Linked DNA regions of Homo sapiens: region 1 is linked to region 2. Evidence: chromatin contacts called from ENCODE Hi-C or POLR2A ChIA-PET data. All regions are on one chromosome and are shown on one strand. Each heading gives the region's core, a stretch centred on a gene start or an enhancer-like site at or near the end of the contact. The rest is flanking DNA. Distances are from core to core; before and after follow the strand shown. Region 1 holds the start of ETS1-AS1 (ETS1 antisense RNA 1). Region 2 holds the start of HSPA8 (heat shock protein family A (Hsp70) member 8).

The links. A loop is a pair of places that touch in the nucleus more often than their neighbours do. ChIA-PET counts read pairs that join two places held with the same protein, here RNA polymerase II (POLR2A). Pooled maps may share reads with other maps.
Region 1: a loop to region 2 is called in a pooled map, with 13 times the contacts of the local background. The contact joins the promoter of ETS1-AS1 here to the promoter of HSPA8 in region 2. A Hi-C loop is called at or near these places in 6 of 50 pooled maps. POLR2A ChIA-PET finds 5 or more read pairs at or near these places in 3 of 52 experiments (activated CD4-positive, alpha-beta T cell, activated CD8-positive, alpha-beta T cell and naive thymus-derived CD4-positive, alpha-beta T cell).

The regions. Positions count from the first base shown.
Region 1 is chr11:128,523,010-128,527,491 of GRCh38, forward strand. It overlaps ETS1-AS1 (ETS1 antisense RNA 1), which reads left to right and starts at 3,133. Exons shown (of 4, transcript NR_120581.1): 1 at 3,133-3,306; 2 at 3,524-4,409. All of the region lies in intron 3 of ETS1 (ETS proto-oncogene 1, transcription factor), which reads right to left. RefSeq lists a cis regulatory region at 1-459.
Region 2 is chr11:123,060,854-123,065,595 of GRCh38, forward strand. It overlaps HSPA8 (heat shock protein family A (Hsp70) member 8), which reads right to left and starts at 1,283. Exons shown (of 9, transcript NM_006597.6): 1 at 1,211-1,283; 2 at 267-476. The coding sequence starts at 471. LOC124902775 (a long non-coding RNA gene) reads left to right here and starts at 1,809. Exons shown (of 2, transcript XR_007062927.1): 1 at 1,809-2,678. RefSeq lists enhancers at 1,032-1,201, 1,762-2,031 and a silencer at 1,352-1,741.

The DNA.
Region 1 (4,482 bases), core at 1,883-4,382, 5.5 Mb after region 2:
CGTAAGCTTCCAATTTACCTCCAGCAGTGGTTGGGTTGAAGGGGAAGTTATGATTTATTTCTAATTATTCTGTTCCTCTAATTATGTCACCATTGGCCAAAGCTTTGTCTTTCCTTTCACAGACTCTCCTCTTTTAGATAAAACTAACAACCCTCCCACGACCGCCACCAAAAAAGTGATGCAGAGGCTCTGTGGTTTTGAATTTCTGGAGTACATCATTGGCAGCCATGACAGAATCACAATGCACAGTTTCTGTTCCATTTGGGAACCCCCAACACTAGAGATAAAACAAAATGAACCCGAATAATTCATGGTTTGCCACTAATACATTGGTTGTAATAGAGATAGTTTGTCCTAATTAACAAATCAACCAGTACATGTATATATCTAAATACATAGCTAGAACCAGGCACTGAGCTCCATCTTTGATTAACAGAAAGATTAAACATAAATCTTCCTGAGCAATCTCAGAGAAAGCTATTTTTAATGTTTCCTGATTTCTAAGCACATTTGAACTCCCAGCATTTGACTGTAACTGTAACCTCTGCCTCTGGTAAGTTTTGACACACAGGCTTACCTTCATCTAATCCCAGTTTTGTGCCCTTGAAGCCTTAGTAATTTGCAGATTTCCCACAGCAAATCGGGGAGGAAGCCAGGAACAGAAAAATCTGTGGCTCCTGGTCTAAACTCCAGATTAAATCCCTCCTTAGTGACCAGAGGAAAATATTTGTATGTGATAGTCCTAATTTTTGAAAGAACAAAGACTGTTGCAATCCAGCTGTGTTTCCACAAGGTATGAGAAAACAATGCTGGCCTCCAGATGACAAGAACAGACCCTTCTGGTCCTGGGAAAAGCCTAGAGAAACAGCTGATGAATGAATTGTACATTTACACGTCCAAATGAACCACAAAAAAAAAAAGGTTCTTGAATCAATTCTGCCTTACTCACTATGAATTCATCAGGAGAAGAAGTGAACAAATCTAGAGTTGCTTTGGGGAATTTTGTTTTGTTGATGTTGTATTGAGAAAATGTTGGCATTTTTTAATCCAAGTGTGAGTACTTCTCTATTTTCAAATGCAGATTCCTCAGAGCAACTCCTTTCTCTCTTCCCCAGTTTGCTCCTCAACTTTCTTCCCCAGACTAGCCTAAACACTGCTGCTAACATCCACCCAAATTAGATACTAAAAAAGCCCACCATGATTAAACTGTAAACACTTTCCACTCTAGCAATGAGGAAAATTATTCTTTCTAATTCTTCCATAGTGACAACTCAGATAGTCAATCATCCGTTTCCTAATCCAGTCCTGAAGCACAGAAACAAAATGAGTGAATGTCCAAATCAAGGAATAGGGTTGCGTAAAGCAGCAGTTTGGAGAGATAGCCAGGCGCCACCACAGGCTGCCAGGAAAGTTACCTCCAGATGATATTAATTATGAATATTTATGCCATCAGAAGTTATGCATCGAACCCTGGATTTGGATGAAGAGCACTAATAAGGTCATGTTAAAATATTTTTTACATATTTAAGATATAATAATCTGATCAGGTCTGCCAGGGTCATGTTTCATTAATCTAATCAATGTTGATAAATGAAATTTTTATTCATTCTCTTTAGGACACAAGTAGATTTTTCTAAATGTTCATATGGACTTTAAATGATATTTCTATGTTATCATACGCTAAAACATTGATGCCTAGCCTAGTGCCTAAGACATTACAGAGCTCAATAAATATGTGTTGAATGATGAACTATCAACTTTTTGGTCACTATGGGCTTCCTAATTCAATGATTAAGTGAGTTTGATATGCTCTGGCTTGTGAAGATGAACTAAAAAGTGTCAGAGGCTGTGCCCTTTTCCCTTCATAGTAGAGCAGAACCTCTATCCCCAGCACTCACGTCCACTCGGTTACATGTATGCCTCAGTGTCCCCACCAGCCAAACAACAGCAGCCAAGCGTTGCCTTTCATCCACTTGGGCAAGATACTTCAATACCATATCTGGTTTTTAAGGCACTCAGGAAAAAAAAAAATCAATCAAATAAATACTTCTGTGCTTGTGCTTGTACTGCAGCAGTCTGTTCCTCCTGCATTTGGGAAAAAACAGAATTGTATTTTTAAGCATTCCTTAGACTTCGGCTAATTATATCCTACCAAGTGCTGAATTGCCTTACACTAGGAACGTGAAGTCAATAAGGGCCAAGAAAAGTCCGCAGGAGTTGGGGAACAGAAGAGTGGAGCTAGACAATAATATTAAGAAAATAGTCACCTTCATACAGGAATTCCTCAAGCACATGGAGTATGTAAAAAGCATACTTTCTTTTTTATTTATACTCCTCCCTCAACTCCACCCCAACTTCAATAAAAAAGAAATATAAATATACACTTAATGTTGAACAATCATGGAAGACAGACTTTCCCTCTCCAGAAGTGTCCTAGCATGTTATCTACTCCTGAGTCTTGAACTTCAACAAAACAAAGAATCTCTGAGTTTTGAGCTAAAATATGCTTTACTGAAGGTAGGTACAAAAACATTCAGACCACTAACGGCTGATCCAGAACCAGTTTATGACTCACAGATGTTGATTTACTGGTATAAATGTAAGATTTAGAAAAAAAAAAAAAAAAAAAAAAGCCCTCAATTAACAACAACCTGTCTGAGCTGCATTTGTGGTCTCATTTTTCTCTGAGAAAAGGCAACAGTCTCTGTCATACACAGAAACAAGCTTTGAAAGCTTACTTCTAAGGCAAGTGGTTTCTATGTGAGAAGTTTAGTCATTAAAAGTCACACTAGGGAAGAAAAATGCCTGGCACTTCAATATCTACATTATCAAGCAGCAATAAAATGGAAAATTAGAGATAGGAAGGAAAATTAAAATAACTCTCTTAATTAAACTTGGATGCCAAAAAGCCTTAGGGTCAGTTAAGGGACCCAAGCCAGGGGACTCAGATGGTACTGTTGCTGACTGCAGGCTGGCTCTGTGACCTCACCAAAGCCACTTAACCTTTTTGTGTCACAACCTCATCTCTGTTTCAGGGAATAAAATCAGCCCTAGCTCTCCCTAGAATGGAACACAGACTCATTGGCTATTGTTTAGAAGGCACAATAAACAATGAGGGTAGGAGGAGCTGCAGTCAGGAGGGAAGAAGGGAGGGTGGGGTGGGGTTGGGGGAGAGGGGAGGACTTGGGAGCCTGTTTGCCCTGGAAAGCTCAATATAAGAAAACAAAGAGGATAGTAGTGTGGGCTTTGGAATAAGACTCAGGTTCAAATTCTTACTCTACCAACTAGCCAGCTGAATTGCCACAGGTAAGTCATTTAAACAATCCCGAACCTCAGTTCCTCCATGTTTCAACTAGGGATAATAGCAGCACACACCTTTTAAGGCTATTTGAATGATTAAATGAGATAATGTATGCAAAGAATTTAGCACAGTGTCTAGGTGAGAATTAGTATTTGATTATTGTTATTAAGATCTAGTATACGGTAGAATATGTGGGAAATCACATTAAATGTCTGTCTACAGCCATCTCTTTGCAGAATAGCTTGGATGCTCAATTTTCCTGAACGATCTCCAGCGAGAGATAGAACAACTATCACCACATTTCATTTAAAAATCTCTTCAAGACCCTTCCTCAGTTCTTAAACTGGCAACCTGCCCAGCATCAGCCTCACTTGAGAAATTCGAGAACTACCTGATTGGAGAAGAGAACTAGATTTATATTTGTTTTGAGTCACAGAAAAGTGACAGTTTAAATTCTGAAAGAAGATCACATTTGTAGTGCCTCTTTGGAGACAAAACCTTAGGTCTTGGATTTGTCACATGTTAGAGCTCAATGGGAGTTTATCAGTGCTCTCCAAGTCCAGCACTCCTATTTACCAGAGGTGAAAAATGAGTGTGAGTGAGGAAATTATTATTTCCAGGGCCACACAATCTAAAAAAGTCAGTGTCAGTACTAGAACCAGATGCCCTGATAGCAGTTCTCTCCCTGGCATCTCCTTGCATTTACTTTGCATTTCACTTTGGCAGGAGAAGTACCAGACACCCTTGAGACACAAGACAGGATACAATGGACATGGGAGTAGATAGATGAGCAGACTCAATTTCTAGAAATCCAACTTCTCTACACTGGATGTATTGTCTTTGGGCAAATACATTGCAGGATAACCACACTATGGTTCCCTGTGGGAGACAGCTTGGCATGGGCTGTCAGGAGAGAAAGGGCCTGGGTTGGCTCTATTGCTGTCTGCAGTTTCTTTAGACTATAATTATGAACCATTCAACTGCATCTGCAGCCCCAACAATGTGGGGTGGATTGGCCTAATCCACAGACCAAGCGACATTTTAAAATCCAGCAGTTTAGACACGTATTCCTCTTGCAGCAAATCAAACATGGCTCAGACAGGAAGAGGTAAGGAGCTGCCCAAGGTTAGAGGGTTCTGAGGTCTCATCCACACTCAGTGTTGTGTGCTTCCCTGAAGCAG
Region 2 (4,742 bases), core at 33-2,532:
TCAAGTCCATGATTACTCAAATACCTAACAGTTCATAGGTAGGTGAATTCAACTACCATATAGGTAGCAAAGGTTCAAACTTCAACCTCCTACGTTATCCAGATTTCAGCCTGAAAGGTTTCTACAACCTGTTTTATAACAGACTTGATAACAAGTCTCTCAGCTCAGTTTTTCTAAAATCAAAAAGTTCCCTCCTCACGTTTCATAAACTTTTGTGCTTCCTAGCCCTGTTATATTTGTTCTGTCATTTAAAATTAGGAACTCACCAAAAACTGTGTTGGTGGGGTTCATTGCAACTTGATTCTTTGCGGCATCACCGATCAACCGTTCAGTGTCCGTAAAGGCGACATAGCTTGGAGTGGTTCGGTTTCCCTGATCATTGGCAATTATCTCGACTTTTCCGTGCTGGAAAACACCCACACAAGAGTAGGTGGTGCCAAGATCAATACCAACTGCAGGTCCCTTGGACATGGTTGCTGAAAAAAAGAAAAATCTGGTTTAAAAATTCAATTAATCAAAATATTTCCCTCATCCCTTAACAGAACACTTAACCAGGAAAAACGTATGGCCACTGCCAAGAGGTAATAGTGCCCATCACCTCCTGTCTAAGCACGCGCGAGGTCCAGAACTAGTGCTGCAGTCCAGGTTGCCGTGCCAACCGCAGCAGAGCACGCCCTAGATGAAGGACCCATCTACCCAGACGGCGTGGGGCGTTGCTCAACACGTGGTCTTACCCCGAACTGAGCACTGTCTGTTCCCCTCCCTCGCCAGGTGCCAGTGCCCCCGGGAGTCAACGGGCTTTTAACTACTCCGGAATGTACCCCCATACTGGAAGCACGCCAAGAACAGCTCTGAAGAACCACGGTGGGACTGGACTAAGCAGGGAACTGGGTGAAAGAAAACGCTGGCTCCACTTCCCCGCGCGCCAGGCAAACCGATGCAGCAACCCTCCCCCGCCACGCGGCCGCCGGGCGTCTCCCAGCCTCCCCTGGGGCCACTGCGGCCCACTCCCTACATTTCCGTCCTGCCGGCTGCAACCAAATACCGCTGCCATCCCACCGAAAACTGAGGCCCTTTAAGCCGGTAGAAGGAGCCGCACACTCGCCTCGACGAGATTCTCAGAACCCCCAAGCCTCAGCAAGCCCAACAGGCCTGTGTGGAGGCTGCACGCTCCCAGACCCACAACCCAACTCTTGAGCAGAGGTTTTACCTGGGGTGTAGGCCTGGCTCCAATAACGAAGGAAGCCACAAAAAACCCAAGAGCTGCAGGCGAGTTCAATGAGACCGGTTTCCGCCCGCCACCCTGCCTCTTATACCCTATCTTAGAACCTTCCAGAAGGGGCCCGCCCCTGCTGCCTGCCATTACGGCTTCCCCGGCCAATAGACGCCCGGCTGCCCTTACAAGACCCAATCACAAGCCCGGCTCCACTCCTCGGGCCTCGCCCCCTTCCGCACCCACCCCACCGCGCTCCGCCTCACGATAACGCACTCACCGCAGCGTTCTGGAACTTTCAAGCTCGCCCCCGCTCTCCGGACGGCCCCGGGGAAAGGGAGGGTGGGGCGCAGCGAGTCCGCGCGCGGGAGTCCTCAGTTACCCCGGGCGGGGGAGGGGAGCGTCCACCTCTACGCATGCGCCCCCAGCTTCCGCGGGAGGGAGGGGGCGGAAAAAGGAGGAGGAAGAGGGGCGGGCAAACTTGGAACTAACCAATGATAGCGGCGCTAGCCGGGATCTTGGCCGGCACAGAACTGGGGGCGGAATCGCGCGGGGCCTGAAGGGAGGGGTTTGGGCGCGGGAGCCGGGCAGGAGAAGACGGAAGTGGAGCGAGGACAAAATGGCTGCGAAGGTTGTTGCTCCCCTCCCCCACCCACGTCCGAATCCTCCTTTCCATGCCCCACCTTCGTGTTCCAGACGGGCCTCTAAGTGCCCCGGGTTTCGCGAATCTGTATTTCATAGCGTGGCTTTGGACAAGGGCTGACCCCGAGGGGCTGGGGCGAAGGTTCCGGCTTCAGGGTGCCACTAGGGCTGCTCGCTCACGGCCCCCCAGGATTGGGATTGGAGGGAGCCGCCAGGCCGCCGCGGGGTGGGGCGGGTTAGCTCGGCAGGCCTCCCAGCACCTGCATTTCCCTACGGCAACTGTCGGGAGGCAGCCCCCGACGCAGAGGTTTAAGGGGCCCGGCTTTTCAGAACCGCCTCAGGACGCGGTCGTGTCTGGATCCCTCCGCGGAAAAGAAGGCGAAACCGCTTCTCTGAGCCCTGACCGTTAGGCCCCTTCCCACCTCCGTCTAGAACAGATTCGGCTTCTTGGCTCAGTCCTTCCCCAACTAGCCCAAGCCCTACATTTCCCCGTTGTTTATAAAATAAACAGGTTTAAATGGTGGCGAGTGTGTTCTTGGTTAGGTGAACCAGGCATTAGGAATCATAGGTTCCAGTAGCCGTGCGTCCTTGATTTAGACTTTCTGAACGTTTGTATTTTCAGTAACATGAGGTGATATCTTTCCTGGTTTGACTTTCATCAAAAATTAAACGACAGACCATACCGACGCTTTGAAAACGTGACTGAGCTGGTGCACAAAACAATGGTGCCTAGAATTTTGAATTGTGCAATGTTGTGCATGGCCGCGGATATGTGGGGCCTTGTGGTTCCAAGAGCCTGTCTCAGGTACCTTGAACACTCCCTGTATCCTTTCAAGCAGGCGAGGTAGCTGTTATTCCTATTTAGTAGATAAATAGGCACCGATGGGGGAAAAGATTTTTTAAGGCTACACCAAAAGAACTTTTAGTAGCAGGGCTGGAATTAGAAGGTCTCTAGACTGCGAAAAAGGCTGTCAGAAGAGCGAGGACATCTTGTCCTTGTCAAAGCCAGTAAAGGGTAGAGACAGACTCAAACATATGAAGAATTTCCTTTTCATATTTTCCTTTTGGGGAGGAATGTTGGCTTAGAGTTCATGGAGATATATTCTTAGCCTCTCCCACGTCCCAAGAATTTAATTTTATACAATGCTTTCACTACATACAAAATGCTTTCATTTGTCATTTAATCATCAACACAATTCTCTAAGGTGTGTATTATTCATCCCCATATCAGGGGAAAAATGCAGCTCAGAGATAATCATTTGTGGGAAGATAAGCAGCTGGGTAAGCTAGAATCAAATCTAGCTTTTTTTTGGTTCAAGATTTGTTTTATGTTTTTTGTTAGTTACGCTACAGTGTAATTTCCTTCCTGGAAATAAATTGAACTCAACTCCAGAAAGAGTTAAGATATGTACTGTGAGCCACTGTTTTCAGTTTCCTTTGGTATTTGGAACCCCCAGTCCCCCACGCTAACTGCTAGTAATGTTATCTGGAATCTTTCTTTTCACACCCCAGTGCCTAGAGTTTAACAAGCACAAATTTTAAACTACACCCTGTGCTGTATTTTGCGTTTTTGTAATTATTTTAATCATTGAATAGTGGAAAATAGAATTGGGGCGCACATCCACTTGTTTGGGATATCCCATCCAATAGCAGTGATAAAAGAAAGCAGAACAAATAACCTCTGTTTCTGGTTACTCTCAAAACGCGTTCTGGGACTTGGGCTATGTCTTATTAAATGGAATGATTTACCGTTTATATATTTAAAGCTCAGAATATGATAAAGGTCCTGTCTCCACCACTTCAAACGCACAGGGTTTCAAATGACACAGTTAAGATCTAAAATTAAAGTTTGGTTGCATGGGACTGCAGTGGAGCCTAGAGCCTAGGACTTCTGACTGGATAAAAGGATAATGATTTAACATTTTTGTGTGCCTACCACATGCCAGCCTTAACCTCATTTAATTCTCACCGTAAATCTAAGCGGTAGCAACTATTATGATCGTCATTTTGTAAATGGGGAAACTAAGGCACGACTCCGTCTCCCAAAAAAGACAGTCTCCCAATGGAGTCTCCCAGAAAAGATGGAGTCTCGCTCTGTCCCCCAGGCTGGAGTGCAGTGGCAGGAACTTGGCTCACTGCGACCTCCGCCTCCCAGGTTCAAGTGATTCCCCTGCCTCAGCCTCGCGAGTAGCTGAGACTACAGGTGCATGCCACCACGCCCGGCTAATTTTTCTATTTTAGTAGACGGGGTTTCACCATATTGGCCAGGCTGGTCTCAAACTCCTGTCCTCAGGTAATCCGCCTGCCTCGGCCTCCCAAAGTGCTGGGATTACAGGCATGAGCTACCACGCCTGGCCTGTTTTTTTTGTTTTTTTTTTTTATGTGGAGTCTATAACTGTCATCCAGGCTGGAGTGCAGTGCTGTGATCTTGGCTCACTGCAACCTCCGCCTCCTGGGTTCAAGCAATTCTCCTGCCTCAGCCTCCCAAGTAGCTGAGATTAGAGGCCCGCACCACCACCACGCCCCGCTAATTTTTGTTATTTTTAGTAGGGACGGGGTTTCACCATGTTGGTCAGACTGGTCTCAGGCCTCAAGTAATCTTCCCACCTCGGCCTCCCAAAGTGCTGGGATTACAGGAGTGAGCCGCCGTGCTGGCCTCAGTTTATGAAGAAATTATTTAATAGTTTTGTGGTATCAGTTGCTTCTGTTGAAAAGTCTCAACCAGCCTAGGCAAAATAGTGAGACCCCCATCTCTGAAAAAATGAGATGGGAGGATCGCTTGAGCTCAAGAGGTGGAGAATGCAGTGAGCCATGGTTGTGCCCCTGCACTCCAGCCTGAGTGACGGAGCAAAACCCTGTCTCAAAAAACAAAAAAAAATGAAAAAAA